Regions from separate parts of the Homo sapiens genome. Here region 1 is linked to region 2. A link is an interaction called in ENCODE POLR2A ChIA-PET data of the cell type or tissue named here. Cell type or tissue: MCF 10A. All regions are shown on one strand. Each heading gives the region's core, and the rest is flanking DNA. Links, peaks and the distances in the headings are about the cores only.

Evidence for each region. Peaks named below come from ENCODE experiments on the same cell type or tissue, not always from the same donor. Only the 100,000 strongest peaks of a DNase experiment are listed, where the experiment ranks them.
Region 1: POLR2A ChIA-PET joins it to region 2 with 5 read pairs; 2 of 35 experiments call an interaction of 5 or more read pairs at or near these places.

The regions. Positions count from the first base shown.
Region 1 is chr6:104,561,666-104,570,224 of GRCh38, reverse strand. No RefSeq gene overlaps it. Among named protein-coding and RNA genes, the nearest start is that of HACE1, 290 kb to the left of the region's middle. In MCF 10A, for the core only: no CTCF peak of the experiment used is centred there; no DNase peak of the experiment used is centred there.
Region 2 is chr6:104,635,855-104,644,413 of GRCh38, reverse strand. No RefSeq gene overlaps it. Among named protein-coding and RNA genes, the nearest start is that of HACE1, 220 kb to the left of the region's middle. In MCF 10A, for the core only: no CTCF peak of the experiment used is centred there; a DNase peak (open chromatin) is centred at 4,543.

The sequences.
Region 1 (8,559 bases), core at 2,821-6,820, 75 kb after region 2:
AGCGTCATCCTCGTGAATGGATTAACTGTAGTGGGAGCTGCTTTGTTATAAAAGTAAGGCGTCTTTCACATGGGCTCACTTGCCCTTCCACCCTTCAGCCATAGGATGACCCTTGCCGGATGTTGGTACCATGCTTAGACATCTCAGCCTCCAGAACCATGAGCCAAGTAAATCTCTGTTCTTTATAAATTACTCAGTTTGTAGCATTCTGTTATAGCAGCAGAAAATGGACTAAGACACAGTATTACAGTGAAATATATCATATCTTACATATATAGTGGAATGTACCATGCTATTGCATTACAAACCAGGCTGGTGTGATTACAAAGATTGTGCTCCTTATGTCTCATGACACGGATGCCAACTTTATTCTAAGACTTGTGGTGTAACTTAGGGCAAATCATGAAAGTTTTCTAAACCTCAGTTTCCTCATCTAAAAAGGAGGATAAGAATAGTGGTTTTCTTCTAGAGTTAAAAATTAAATTATTTTGTCTTATATTTGTAAAAGGAAGTTTTGATCAACACTGCATTTTTGGTAAGCACAGTTTTAGGCCTCACTTCAGTGTCACAATAATCTTTGCACCTGGTGCTCAGTGCTGGGGTATGTGCAGTAGGTACTCATTGTTGCTTCATAAATGAATGAACAAGTCCATTGTGAAGGATGAGCCAGTGGGAAAGCACAAAGACAGAGAGATGAAATTTCTTAGCAGTCATTGCAGAGTATATGAAAATGACATGAAAGTCCTATTCAGCTACCAATTTGCAGGAAATACAGGGGATGGGAGAACAAGTGAAACAACACTACAAGGAAGCAATTGGCAAGATCCAGACTGTGAAAAACCCTATGGTTTGTTTAAAAAATGAATTCCAAGAAGGAAAAAAAGAATAGCAACCTGGATTAAAGAGACATGAGACCTACTGGCTAGTCACAATGTATGAAATATGCTGGAACCTTTTTAAACATTTTATTTTATTTACTTTTAATTGACAAATGAAAATTGTATATGTTGGCTGGGCACAGTGCCTCATGCCTATGATCCCAGCACTTTGAGAATCTGAAGTGGAATGATTGCTTGGGGCCAGGAGTTCAGGACCAGCCTGGACCACATAGGGAGATCCCATCTCTACAGAAAACTTAAAAATTAGCCAGGCATGGTGGTACCTGGATATAGTCCCAGCTGCCCTAGAGGCTGAGGCAGGAGGATTGCTTGAGCCGAAGAGTTCGAGGCTACAGTAAGCTATGATGGTACTACTGCACTCCAGTCTGCGTGACACAGCAAGACCCCATCTCTATTTTTTTAAAACGTATACATTTATTGTGTACAACATGATGTTTTGAAATATGTATACATTGTAGAATAGCTCAGTTGAGCTAATTGACATATGTTGAACAGTAACTGGATATTTGTGAGTGTTAGGTAATGACTATGAATTCTAATGTAATAATGGTATCGGGTAAAAATTTTTGGAATCCTGCAATATTTATGGATGAATTGATAATATGAGATTTACTTCAGTAATCTGGGACTTGGAGCATTGGTGTGTTATAGATAAAACAAGATTGACCAGAACTATTGCAGGAAGGTGGTGCCTATGTAGAGGTTTATGCTATTCTTTCATCTTTTATGTGTTTGAAACTTTCCATAATAAAAAGTAAACATGTAAATTATAAAAAGAAAATAAAAAACAAAAATAGAAAGTTCCATTAAAAACAATTAAGTGTTCTTTCCATTTAGTGGTAATTATTCTTAAGGACTGTTAGGTCAGAATTTTTGATAAAATCTTATGATTACCAAATTTCCTTTTCATCATTCCTTCATATATTTTCAACCTTTTTCCTCAGTCTTTTTCATCATTCCTTCATATATTTTTTTCCCAAACTGAATTAGCTGATGAACTCTGTAGTTCTTGTACTGATGTCTTAATATGCATCAAAAGAGAAAACTTGGAACTTTTCTGCTTACCTTTCATATTAAATTTAACATAAATATAAGAAATAAAAGAACATCAGACATTGCACTTCACAGAGGCAGATGAGTGTAAAGCTCCTGTTGGGGTTAACATTCCTCCCCACCACCCCATTAAGTTTTCCCTATCACCTACCCACAGAAGGTAGGTATAAACCCTTTGCACCCTGCCTCTCCATTCCTGAAAGACCGTACCCAATGTCTGCTCTTGACCAGGGAACCCGCTGGTTGCAATGAGAGTTCCAGGTAGGTAAGCTGCTGGCCTTTGATCCCTTCCTCACCTTGTGACCACAGGCTTATGTATGGATCTGAGCTATTCCCTGTGACTCTGACTGACCACTTGGGGTTCCTATGGTTGGGTTATCTGCAAAATCCCCATCCATTTTCCTTCTTTTTGTGTACTGGTGCTACCACCTAAGATTTTATCAGAGTGGACAGGGCCTGTGGTTGGGGCAAGAAATTGAGGGCCCAACTCTGCTTGAAAACTTAATGATTTTGGATGGGTCACTTGACCTCTGTCTTCAGCTTCTTGTCTTAAAATCAGGTGTAATATTTACTTGTTCCCATGGTTGCTGTAGGGCCTAGTGACATAACTGATATATTAATAAAAGCCGAAAAGTGGTAGGATGGAATTTCACACCAAAACATGCTGTATAAAATGTTCACATGGGAAATGAATTTACTATTGAAAAAAATCTATGAATATTCCCTACAGTTTTAAAGAAAATAAGTGCATCCTTCTAGGTTAATTATCTTGCTGAGAGGAAATAAATTATAGATCCCCAAGGCCCAAATGGTTTTGCCTAGATTAGAAGACTCTACCTACTCTCCCAAAAAAGATAAATTATGTTCTTAATAATTATGAATTATAATTAAAATTGAATTTTGCCAGAGGACTCTGGTGAAATGTTGGTCTTTTAGAAATGAATTTCTTCCTGAAGTCTTAGAAAATTAATAAATATAACTAGCAGAGGGGCTAGAAGTTCTAAATATTTAATTGAAAATATTTATTGTATTTTGTTTTCATTAATATTATATAAATTTGATAAAAGTGACTATTTTTGGTTGAGCTTAGTTTATTTGCATATTTAATAGAAGGCATAATTTTATTCTATTATTGACAAATTTTGACCACAGAATTAAAAAAATAATAATATCTGTACCATATCCCTTATTTTATTTGAGAAAATACAAAACTACATTACTTTCAAATACTGAGGTTTTTCTTATATATACAGTGAAAACCTCCTCATACAAACTTCTTTACATAAGGCCTGTAAGACTTAAGTTTACATATAACTTAAAAAAATACTTCTTTTTAGTATTGTTGATATTCCTTAAATAGTTCTCGACTTCTTCCACTGAAGTAGCATGCTCTAAATAAACACAAACATGCAGGTGATGCCCTTTTTTCAGGCTTTGGTTTTCTTTTGACCTGGATCAAAGCCAAGCAAAAGGAAATTGTAAAAGTTCTGACCTTTGATGGTGATGACTGTATTAGAATGTCATCTCTGACTGTATATGAGGCTAGCCTTGGCTGCAAATCGGTGCCCATGAGAGTGGCTGAGGCTTTACTGTTAGCGGTTAGGTTTTAGGCAAAAGAGAAAATGGATATCTTGGGTTGGCTGCAAGACAAAGAAAAAAAAAAGAAGAAATGTTACCAGGTGGCACTGAATTGCATCACGCTGCATATCTTTTACTAGATTTTTGTGGCTATCAAAATTCTGTAAGTGAGTATGATGCACCTGGTTAAGATCTTCTGTAAGATGGCTGAATGTGCTATGAGTCAGTATGATCAGCACATTTAGGATGTTTTGCTTACAGAATATCTCATGGGCTTTAGGGAAATGATGATGGTCAAAATCGCTTTTGTGTTTTATGGGCACATACAATATTATCACTATCTAAAATCACCTTTTTTTGTTGCTGTTGTTGCTTAAGTCTTTGTCTCTTTTTCTTCCACTGTTATGTAAACTTTAAGAGAGCAGGGACTTTTATCTACTGCTGGATGCCTGGTGCCTAAAACAGACTGGTTCAGTAAATATTTATTGACTGACTGCCACTAGGGGTAATTACATATTTGGACTGTATACTAGAGTGAGGTAGAGTGAGGTAGGCATTACCAATAATACAGAGATAAACATAGGGTCAACTTAAAAAACATAGGGTAAAACTTAAAACAATTCTTAGTGAACTATGAGACTACACTCAAGAAAGAGTGCAGAAGAGATTCTTTTCATGAACTATGTTTGCAATAGACAAGTTCACAGCTTGAAAATTTTCTTAGTAGATGGAAGACGAGAAGGACAAAGTTTGGAAGGAAGTGGTTTGGCAGATGAATAGACAACCCATAATCAGATATACAGGGCAAAAAGGAAGTGTCTAAGGAGAAGGGAATGACTGGAGAGTGGAAGAAGAGGGAAGCAGGATAGAAAGCTCAATCTGAGTTAAGGAAACTTTGAAAGGCCAATTCCCAGAAGCACCATGATGGGATGATGTTGACCAACCAGGCCAGAAACTTAATTTTGATTTTGAAGGCAATACAAAATCAAAGGAGAGCTTTAGATATGTAAAATCATTACAGCAGAGGATTACTTTGTAGGCAATATTTGAAACTGATTTTAAAAATGAGGGAGAAGAGTGTGATTATCATCATAGAAAGTATGTTTTTTATATGTAAGGACCACATTAACCTGTATTGCAAAGTTAGGTTATTATTTCAGTCCTGATACATCACCAGAAGCTGAAAAAGTTGCTTCAACAACAAATGTGAAATGGCTGTGTTGGGCAACCACAGGTATTAAATCCGGGAAATAGAAATTGGCTATCTTTCAATATTTGTAATGAAAAATATAACTATTTTCCTTTACTTTTTCCAATCTTAATAAATCTTTACTCTAACTTCTTTTTAAGACATTTTTTATACATCTACTTCCTTTGCAAGTTTTCAATTCGTGTGTAAGACCGAAAGTATTTGAATTAAGTTTCTCTGGGGGATGATTTGAAAAAAGGAATCAAATACAACTGTTTTTTTGGCAGTATACTACTTTGGTCCTCTGATAGCTTTGTATTATCCCTTTTTTAGATTGAATTTCTTTTTAGACCAGGGACTGAGTGTAAAATCTAAATGAGGAAAAACATTTTTTAAAGCATGATAGTGTATGCATTGTAAATATAATTATATATTGTGAACCAAGACAATAGGCTTTTGATTATTTAACCTCTTTCAATGTGCAGCAATGAACTAAGAGCTACTATTTAATGGGTTTCTATATATGAGGGTTTTGCATACCTAATTTCCAGTCCTCGCAGCAGTTTAAGGAAGTACTCTGGGCCTCAGTGTTTAGACCTGTCTTCTCTTACCACCCTTTTCTTAGAATTTGGATAAACTGTGGGTCACATTAATACCTCTTAAATTATACTTTAGAATGTAAAAACCCAGTATACCATTCAGAGTCTACACTATATACTATACATGTAAAATATTAATAACTATTATCATTTATTTAGCTACACGTATGCATTATGCTAAGTGCTTGACATGCTTGACATGAATTATCAGTTTGAATTCTCCTTCGCAATCTGGGATGGTCAACATATTATGGGATGATGACAACTGGTTCTCGCAAGTTCGTGCAGCTGGGTCCTGAAACCTCTCTGACTTCAGATTCATACTCTGAGCCCTAGGATAGATTGCTTTCCATCACAGCTGTTGTTCTACTTGATTTGTTTGGTAAAGGTTCTTTCTATCTAGAATCTTTTAACGGGAGCTGAGCCATCATCTAGTCTGAGCCTTTCATGTAGTAAATGAGAAAACAGTGATTTGGAGAGGATAGGTGGCCACCAAATGTCACCTAGAGACAGCTCTGGGAATGAAACAAAGGTTTTCTCACCTCCTGTCCTGACATCTTCTGTCTCTACACTGTTTTTCTCCTGTCTTTAAGTTGGTTAGAAATGAAGCAGTCTTAGGATTATAATTTTTTCTTAAAATAGTGAATCAGTGTAAAACTACAAGCGACCAGCATTATTTAAAGACTGTTAAATGAGGTCAACGTGTCCAATTTTGCATTCCAATCACAGAGGCATGGATTCAGTATGCAGTCCGAGGCCAGGCATTCAACCTGTACAGCAGCCCTCAAAGGGTGGAAAGTAAAGGGAGACCATCAACATCAGACAATTTGTACAATATTTTCCCTGAATTTTGAGACATGGCAAGAGATTGGTTCTGTAGCTTTTCAGGTTCCTGACTGCCCCCCATTAAGGCTTTAGCATTTGCTTCTGAATTAAGCAACCACTGAATGATGCTTTATTGACAAAAGTGGCCAATCTGCTGAAACAGAGGAGTGTAAAGGATATTAATAGTTGCGTAGATACAAGAGGGACTGTACACATGTGGGCATTCACTGTCCTTACCTTAGGCTGCTTTCATAGCTGCATACTACACATGTACAGAGTTGCAAAATATAACAGTTTAACACGTATTTCAAGTAACGTTTTGTGTAGACTCAGCTAATTTCTTTTTATGTTGAATAGGACTGTTGGCAAAATGTTATCACTAAAGACTGTTTTAAAAACAGGGTTAATACAAAAACTCAAGAAATATAACTGAGGAGTATATTTATTAGTAATCTTCAGGAAGTGTCACTACTACCATATTCCTGCTGCATAGTGGGCATATTTTTCATTTTGCTTTAACTCTAATTAAGAAAACATTCTTCCAGTAGTCGAGAATACAGAAAATGTAGCACAGAGTCAGAGAGCATGGCATTGTGGATTCTGGGCATTCCTGAGTAAATAAGTGAAACATGCAGCATCTTATAGTTCTTTGCTCTTTAAAAATGCAGTGGCAGAGGTCTGCGCATTTGAGGTAACTTGTAACATATATGGAGATGAAATCAATGTCAGCTTAGACCAACAAGGACAAACACAGTGTGCGACACACAGAGGAGGCTCAGCTAAGACAAAGAGAAAAAAAATTAATTAATACCAAATCTGAACAGATATTTCCTTTAGCTACTCTTAAAGAATGGTTTTTACCAGTTTTTTGGCTAAGATGATCAGGAAATGGATAGCAGACACTCACTGTAAAAATTTTATTCATTTTTTGGTGTTAATTAGTGCTAACACATAAGTGAGTATAATTCTTATAACTGTCTGGGCTCAATCCTTCTTAGCAAGGCTGTCAGTAGTCTACTGACTCTGTGAAAGAATTCCTGCAGGAAAGGTGAGAGGCGGACTTGTCTTGGTCCCTACTTGATTATTCAGGTCAAGACTCTAATGTCTAAAGTGGCAACCTAACCTAGGGTTGGCAATGACCCATATACCATTTATATTTATGTGAATGTGCTACACATTATAAACGCAAACATTTTGGATCCAAACAGCTTAAAATTTCTTTGCAAGTAAAAAGATACAAGGATCTTTTTATTCTCTTCATTATACTGGAGGGATATCTTTTATCATTCATTATTGCCTCATGTTTTCCCAGTTTTCTTATTTTCATCTGTGCATCTATATTTATATCGCTTCTCATTATGACTTTTACAGATACAGTCTTGACTCTAAATTATTCTTAAATATTCTATGTATTTTAAAATATGTGTCATGTTACTCTTTAAGTACCTTCTTTTTCCTGAGTTTCACGGCAATCAAAGACAAAGAAAATGATGTCTGACCTGCTGTATATATCAAAACACAATATTCAGTTGGATACAAATTCGTTACTACCTTCATTTACTTTTGAAAACATGACAGAGGTTTAAGTATAAGGCATTAGTATGTTGTGGGAGATTGCTGTGTCTTCCATAGTCTACCCTGCTCTTCCTTGGCTCACGGCAGCCTAGCTAGAGAAGCTGGGAGTGGTCACTTGACTAAGTTCTCACCGAAATGTGATTGAAAGATGTGTATGACTTCCATCTCACTTGCTTGAAAGAAAGTTGCTTGTCTTGGATGCTTTCCCTTTCCCATTCATGCAAGCTGGAATCTGGATGTAACTCTTCTTGACTTCGACTTGCAATGAGGACAATGGATAATGTTTTCAAATTTCCCATGGATATTAATGTTTGGGATTCAGGATGAAGTTACCTCAGGAATTCCCCGAGTCACAAGTTATTCTATATTTTTAAAATCACACTTTGTGTGTTTTTAAATTTAGTGGGTGATCATAATAATAACAACCAAAAGTATATATTTTTAATGATAAGGTTATGCTAAAAGCTTCAGAGATTTTTTTGTTAAGAAGACATGATGATAAATACATGATTTATTATTACCATGAGCCAATATGTAGTGACAAGATTTTATACTTCTGTAGCTTATAGAAATAATCTTTACCTGATATAGACCCTGATAATGGAAAATGTTAAAAAAGGAATATTGATACAATAATAATTCCAAATCAAAATTATCAAAAAGAAAAGATATGACCACAAATATTTGAGATTTAAAAATATTTTAAAACACACAAAGCACCAACTGTCCTGATAGTCTTACAGTTTGTTTTGTGATAAATACTGAAGTTACAAAAACTTTTCTTTCATATTGTATTGACATTGTTTGAATGATTAAAATTTCATCCAAAAGCATCTTCAGT
Region 2 (8,559 bases), core at 2,203-6,202:
GTCCTGATCACCTTTGTAGGATGGCAGGGAATAGGCAGAGTGGAAGATGGAATAAAAGAAAAGCTTCTCAAGGTTAGTCTGGAACAGGAAGGACCCACAACTGGGGAAGGAGAAGAGAATGTATGAAGACATAAAGAGATTTTGGGGAGGAGAGAATGGAAAATGAAAGCCTGTTAGTGGCAGTAAAATGAGCTAATCACTGCAAGTTAGGTGGGAGACAGCACTGAGGTCTGAGCAATATGAAAAAGAGTTGGAACAATCAGAATAGGAACTAATGAAAAGAAAAACATGGGGGCAGTTGGTGGAGGTGGAAGGAACTGAGTACTGAAGAGTACTGAGTACCTAAGGATTTCAGATGACTTATTTAGAAGCAGATTTTTCTTGTTTATTTGGAGACAACAATTTTAAAGTAGAAAATTTTCTAGCTTTTGTAGTCATGTTATTTTAAAACCAATCTTTTTCAAATATATAATCTCAAGGGCATTAAGGAATAAATCCCATATAAACAATTCGTACTATAATGAAGCTTAATTATCATTCAATTGTATGTTGCAAAGTTTTCTGTTTCATTGTTTTTCCAATGGTAGTACAGTTTTTATTAAATCATGCAAAGGAATGGTTTAAAAACACTTGTGCCGAAGTATTCAAATGTTGTGGCTCAATGCCAGTATTTGTATTTGACTGACCCCTTTCAGATAAGAGAAAAGCAATTTGTTTTTATTGAATGGAACAAATGTTTGTTTCTTAGATAATTTTTTTATTGTTGTTTTTCAGGTCTGCTTATTTTTTGGTATGGAAGGCATTATATATAGCCAAAATGGTGTTGCATCAAAATTATCCTTCATCAATTTGTTTTACATCACTTATTTTTAATTGATGCTGGCAGCGCCCAGGTTCCTCCTGGGTAAATTTGTTTTGCTGATTTAAGTATTTGGAGATTGTTACATGGAGTCTGGAGAGCACTACAAATTCTAAGTCTGTAGTCGAGGAGGCTATGGTTTATAGAAAAACAGGACAGTCAAAAATTATATTGTTTTATCAAAGACTTTATAAGTTAGGGAGAAAATTGACTTTCATAGTACAAGTTTACATACCTATTTTTTTCTTCCCCTCAGAATGGTGTTACAGACTGTACCATTTAACTTGCTTCATAAGGAGAGAGATTTTTCTATGATTTACAAGGCAGTCTCATAAAAAGTTAACTAAATTACATAGTTTAAGGGATGTTGGGTTTGGGGATTTTGAGGGGCCAGTTAGTCCATTCCATCTTTCCTCTGAGTTCTGTGTCTATTGACACAGGAAATAGACACTGAGACTAGAACACAGAAATAGACATAGGAATTTTATGATGACTAAAACTGAAGAATGTGGCTTTGATATGGGGCCAAAATGGGCTTCCTATTCCCCTTCTCCATAAGTTTAATTGGTGGGATCCTCGTGGGAGATGTGTTGGTCCTGCAGAGTGATATTCCTCTCGCCATCTTCTTGAAGGACTATGGCCTGACCTACACCCATTGTGCTCAGAGAACCTAAGTGAGAGGCCATTTGTGGATAACAATCATGAGCCCCCTAATTCACCCAACAGAGAAAACTGGAACAATGGATGTCAGACTCTCAGCACAACACAGAAAAATTGCTACTCCTGTGAGAAGGAGGATCCAGGTAGTCACAGTGTCCATGTAATCTTTCTGTTAGAGCAGAAGTTCTTAGCTTCTGAGCCAGCAGCAATGTAAGAATGTGAAAGGAAGTTTCCCCTTACATTCTAGGAAACTCAACTACTTACTTCCAAACTAAGTGCCACACTGCACAAAGTTTTACATTTAGACATGAATACCTTTGGGCTAAATATTCCCATTTTTATCCTTGTGATCCATTTAACATGAATTAATGGAGAGAAGGGCAGTCACAGATAGAGTGAGAATCACCATACTGTGCTATTGTGAGTAGTGCCACAATAAACATACGTGTGCATGTGTCTTTATATCAGCATGATTTATATTCCTTTGGGCATATACCCAGTAATGGGAAGGCTGGGTCAAATGGTATTTCTAGTTCTAGATCCTTGAGGAATCACCACCCTGTCTTCCACATAGCAAAGACTTGGAACCAACCCAAATGTCCAACAGTGATAGACTGGATTAAGAAAATGTGGCACATATACACCATGGAATACTATGCAGCCATAAAAAAGGATGAGTTCATGTCCTTTGTAGGGACATGGATGAAGCTGGAAACCATCATTCTCAGCAAACTGTCACAGGGAAAAAAAACCAAACACCGCATGTTCTCACTCATGGGTGGGAATTGAACAATGAGAACACATGGACACAGGAAGGGGAACATCACACACTGGGGCCTGTTGTGGGGTGGGGGGAGGTGGGAGGGATAGCATTAGGAGATATACCTAATGTAAATGACGAGTTAATGGGTGCAGCACACCAACATGGCACATGTATATATATGTAACAAACCTGCACGTTGTGCACATGTACCCTAGAACTTAAAGTATAATAATAAAATATATATATATAAAGAAACTTGGCAAAAAAAAAAAAAGAATCACCATACTGTGTGTTTATTAGCTTTTTCACATGTTGGGAGAAGATAATGTAGCAGGAGATATAGATTGTTCGCCCTTTTCTTTCCTTCCTGTTTCCCACTCTTCTACTTCTCTTCTGGCTGTAATGCTGAGGCAGGTAGCAAATCCGCTACCTTCTGGGTCCTCTAGCCCTAATTCAAAGCTCATTTCTGTGACCTAGTTATTGGGTCTTGTTATGGTGAGGCTTTTGATTCTTGCCCTGATTGAATAGTTGCCCATGATTTAAAAAAAGAGGCAAAGGCACTGAAAAAAAAAAAAAACTGTGATGAAAAGGCCATTTTATAAACTTACCTGTTGCCAACATTTTATTTAATGAAACATGATCTGGTGGCTACACAAAGCACTTATTAATGATAATCAGCCAAACTCAGACTTATCCTGTGTTTCCTAGCTGGTCTCCTGGCCCCCTTCAAATCTTCTTCCACAGTCCACCAGGAAAAGCTACCAAATGATATGGAAAAACTATCATAAAGTTCAGAATAGTGGTTACTTTGGGGTAGGTGAGTGAGTGTGGGCAGTTGTAGAATTTGGGGAAGTCTTATGGGGACATCAGAGGCACTGGTAGATTTTTTAAAGTTGGGTGGTGTATTAGGCTGTTCTTGGGTTGCTATGAAGAAATACCTGAGACTGGGTAATTTATAAAGAAAAGAGGCTTAACTGATTCGTGGTTCTGCAGGCTGTCTAGGAAACATGGCTTCTGGTAAGGCTTCAGGAAGCTTTTACTTATGGCAGAAGGTGCGTTGGGAGCTTCTATGTCACATGGCGAAATCAGGAGCAAGAGAGGGTGGGAGGGGAGGTGCTGCACACCTTTAAATGACCAGATCTTGTGTGAACTCAGAGCGAGAGCTTTACTTGCACCAAGGGGATGGCCCAAGCCATTCATGAGGAATCTGTTCCCATGATCCAAATCCCTCCCACCAGGCCCCACCTCCAACGTTGGAGATTAAAATTCAGTATGAGATCTGGAGGGGAGAAACGTCCAAACTCTATCAGATAGTAAGTATACACATTCATTTTACTGGTACTTTTCTACATTTCACAAATATTATTTATATCTTTTACACATATTTTAAAATAAAAAATATTTTATAATTTAAAATTATGAAAATGATTTTAGAAATAATCCAGATTGCTTTTCTTCTTGGCTCTCTGAAGCCTCTGTTCACCAGCCTCTAGAAGTATGAATTTAAAAACTTCCTTATTAATCCACATATGCCTAGCATATGAGGCTCTACCCGTCAGTACTCTGGTTGCAAGTGACAGAAATCCAACTCAAATTATTTGAGCTCTCCGCCAACTCAAAGAAAAAAAGAAAAAAAGGAGAAATTGTTGACTTACATAACAAAGAAGGACAGGTGTGCAGTTAATTTTGGGTCTGGCCACACTCAGGAACTCAACAACGTTAGTTCTCTCTTTTTTTTCTCTCAGCTATGTTTCTCTTTGCATGCTGGCTTTGATTTCTCTTACTACAGATAACTTAATCCATCTGGCCAGGCAAGATAGTCACATGCAGCTCCAGCTCACATTGTTCTTATAACTCGGGGTCGTAGAAGTAAATAAAGGATCTTTCCTGATAGCCAGGGCTAGCAACATAAGTTGTGGGGTCCCATGTTCAAAAAGCAGGAAAAAAGTGTACTAAATATACTAAACTGGAAAGTTTTTTCTTTTCTCCTGTATTCTTTTAGTTTGTCATGGTGTTTAAAAAATTTCCCATTGAATATCTATGTAAAGAAAAATTAAAAATTTAAATTATGAACATGAATCTTACCATTTATATTGTGTGGTGCCAGTTTCCAATGCAAATATAAGAGCCTTTAATTCATATATGGAATCACTGAAGTTACACAATTTATATTTGGCATATGTATTTTGTTCTTACTAGAACAGTGGAAATGATTGCAAAACTAACTTAACTGTTTATGTTTCACTTCCTGATGCACTTACAGCTACCAGTGCTCTTCAGCTTACTGATGAGTAAGGAAGGACTGAAAGGGAAAGGAACTATGGGTGGCCCTATCTTTCTCTCTTCTGCTATGCCATGATTTTCAGTGAGCTTGTCTAATAAAGAGAAGTAACACAAGTGAGAAAAGGATATGATAAAGTTATTTGTAGTTGTTTCTTAAAACACCATTGCTTGTCTTCTGCATTGGAAGCAAGTTCTGGTTTGAATGGAAGACATGACCCTCTTGGGGCTGTCAGCACCACCATTTATTCAGTTTTAAATATAACATATTTATTTGCACTCACTTCACGTCTTGTGGTACTTCCATGCAAAGTGAGTCTACTGGACTGCTGTGCTCACAGGGTGTCATAAATGCTATATTGCAAGTGAGGTGTGTATTTCTTTGCTCATGTGCATTCCCTATTGTCCCATTGGACATCACTTACAAAACATAAGATCCAAGCTGAAATTATTGAGAATTTCAAAATGGCATCAGCTGAGCAGTGAACCAAGTGCAAGACTCTTGTAAGCACAGGGGCTTTGCAACTAACAGGTCACATGCATGAAGCTGGACCAGCTGATAATCCTGATGGGGATTCTGATTGTCCCAGTTTGGGTCATGCGTCTATGCGTGATCCTTTTATTTGATCTAAGTGTATATGGAGCACTCAGATTGGCCAGGCCTGGCTCACTTGCCCACAGCTGGAGCTGAAAGCAGGGTGTTATCAGCCTCCTCAACTAGGAGGAGTAGGGGAGTGCTTCCTCAAAAAAATTAACAATGGGCAGACAACATATGTTTACTGTCAGGGGCCTTACATCTGCCCCTTCCTGCCCTTCACTTTCATTTCCTGCCAGTATTTTAATCCTCAAACATTTCACATGATTGTTTCTAGGACTCTTTTTTGATTGTTCCTAAGATAACCGGGTTCTTGTATGACTGTGCTGTTGTACATGCTGTTCCTTCTTGGAACGTATTTCCTCATCTCCTGGAAGACTAACAATTCTTTGGCACTCAGTTCAAATTCAGTTCATCCCTGGGGTCTTCTCTGACTTCCTCAGGCATAATAGTTACTCAGATCTTAAATACTTACAGTTTTTTAATTTGTTTTTTTTTGAGTCACAGCAATTTATTGCTTCTATTTCAAAGTATCTGTTTTCTTGTCTACTCCCTGGACCACCCCCCACTCCCACCACCACTGGTCTCTGGGCTCCTTGAGAGCGGGAACTGCGTCTTATCCTTTTTAAAAATCAATGCCCAGGGTAAAGCAAATGCCTGTTACATAACAGGTACATGTCTGTTGAATAAAGAAATGAAAGGGTGTCATCAAATAGTGTTTTCAAGTTACTGTCTCTAACATTAATCCTGTATCCTAGATGAATCACATATTTAGAATATCATTGGGAGCATCAGATAATTTTCAGATTCTTCTTTCTCAAGCACTGGGCTGTCTTCTGATTAAACTGAAGTATTTCTTGGTTAAAACTCTGAGAGGAAACTAGTTAAATGTACAACTCAGAAAAGTAATTTTTGAATTCAAATAAATCTCCAAGAGTCTATTTCCTAAGATGAAGCATACTGTCTAAGGGTTGGTCCTTGGATACTAGATGAGACGTCAAGATGCGTACTCTCTGCAGACAGGCAGAGGAGGTTGTTTCCCACCTTGCCCACTAAGCAGATCAGCCTGGGCTTTCGGGAACTCAGCAGCTACACTGTCATGAATATGAGACCCGCCATATATCACTTTTTGTCTTGATGTTCTTTCTCATATAATATGCTTTTTTTTTGTATTAGTGCCATCTAGGGGGTGTGAGAAAACACATATGAACCTGTGTTTTCCTTGAGACCCTCTTTCCAGACACTGCATGGTTAGAAGCTCCAGTCCAGCACATGCCAACATGAAAGAACTGCTGCTCAAAATTCTGCCTTTGGAAAATGTTCTGCAGGGAAGGAGCAGCCATTGGAACTGTGGGGGCAATTTTCCTTATGTGAGAAACGGGGTTAAACTGAGAGTTTGGAAGATCTTCTGAAACTGACTATATAACTCCTGGGTTCTAATAGAAAGGATTAAAAAAATGGATCTAAGTTATGCAAGAAGAAAGAGGCAAAAAACAGAATGACATAATAAAAATCAACTGATTAGCCATAAGATAATGGTATATGTGTGAATTAGGCTGAAGAGTGAAAACATCAAAAAGAAATATGACAATTCAGAATTGAGGAAGGGAAGAAAAAATCTTTATTGTCACAGTATCTGTTCTGCTTAGCAAAATCTTGATCTATTTCTTTCTACTGTACTTTAGGTTTAATCTGTAAATCTTGGCTGCTTTCTGAGGAAATGAAACATACAGATCATTTTATACAGTTCTACTTAAAATATTGTTTTATCTGGATAAATCACACTACTAGCCATTATTTGCAGTTTGACATCACATTAAAGTGCAGAAAAAGCTCCACATTTTGAACTTATTTTTCAGTGCATCATAATGGTAAAAACAAGCTGATAAACCCTTAAATATAAACTAAACTAAATGGAGTTTATAATTAAAAGACTGCCGGAATTTTAAAAACATAAAAATCAAGCTGGTCTTGTCTCTGCTCCCATATCTCTAGTCCTGAATACTTTTTTTTTTGCTAGTTTATTGATTCATAAACTGTTCACTATCCATCATACCTATAGGAAAACTGTAAACCATGATTAATGCACCCTGTAAACATTCTATTTGATTGGTCAGGATGCTGTACCCTCATAGAAAAATTAATCACTTAAATCAATATCAAATTGAGATCTATGGTTAGGATATTTTAAAAGCCGCTGCCTCTAATCATTATTTGGTGATTTTTCTAGTCCTGAAAGAAGATGAATGTTGTATCAGCTAATGACATCTGATTCAGGGCATCTTGTAAATAGCCCCAAGGAGAGAAAGTCCACTAAAGGATGTTGTTTTAAAGGGAAAGGAATGAATATGACAAAAAAACATTCAGAGGTGCCAAAAAAAATTGGTCGTAAGTTGATAGTAATGAATGTAAGTTTTCGTCTTACATGGCAACAATATAATCTATCACCTTCCAGACCCTTCTCAGATGAAAAGCCTAATTGGCCTTGGAGGTAACTTCCACTAAATGTAGTGTCAGAATAACAGGTGGTTAGAAATGTGTTAAATAGTACACTACTTAAATTGGTGCCCATACATTTTCAAAATTTTAAAACTTACTATTAAATAAATGATTGCATACATTTGAATAAAACCATGGCTTTTTTTTTTTTTAGATAGAATTTTGCTCTGTTGCCTAGCAGTGATCTCGGTTCACTGCAACCTCTGCCTCCTGTGTTTAAGCAATTCTCCGGCCTCATTCTCCCAAGTGGCTGGGACTACAGGCATGTGCCACCATGTCCGACTAATTTTGGTATAGTAGAGATGGGGCTTCGCCATATTGGTCAGGCTGGTATCGAAGTCCCAAACTTAAGTGATCCGTCTGCCTCAGCCTTCCAAAGTGCTGGGATTACAGGCATGAGCCACCGTGCCTGGCCTTTTTTTTTTCCTTTTTTGTAAAATGGAGACACCCTAAATTCAAATACAATAAAAAACTCTCCATTCCTGACTTTGTGCTGTTCTGTATTCTTAAGTCTCCATTGACTTAAGTTGGTAATTAAAGTAAAACTCACTTTTTAACCTTTTGATACTTTATACAATAAAAAGAGAATTCTTGGGTGAAAAAAAGTTGAGTTGAACCACTGAACACTCAAAGGCTTTGTGTATCCATGTGAATGTTGAGTACATACAATCAAGTAAATATTACAACTTTGTCCTACTATGATTAAATGTAGCATATACATGAACACCAGGCATGAACAAACATTTTTTACTTTCAAGTTTGGCCATCATTTAGCCTGGTCTTTATGTTTTGGAATTCTGTATTTCAAGTCATTCCTTCATTTATACAATAACACGTGAGTCCCTGCTGTGTATAAGACTATTCTTTTTCTAGAAAATACGTTTCAGAGGAGGATGAATTACC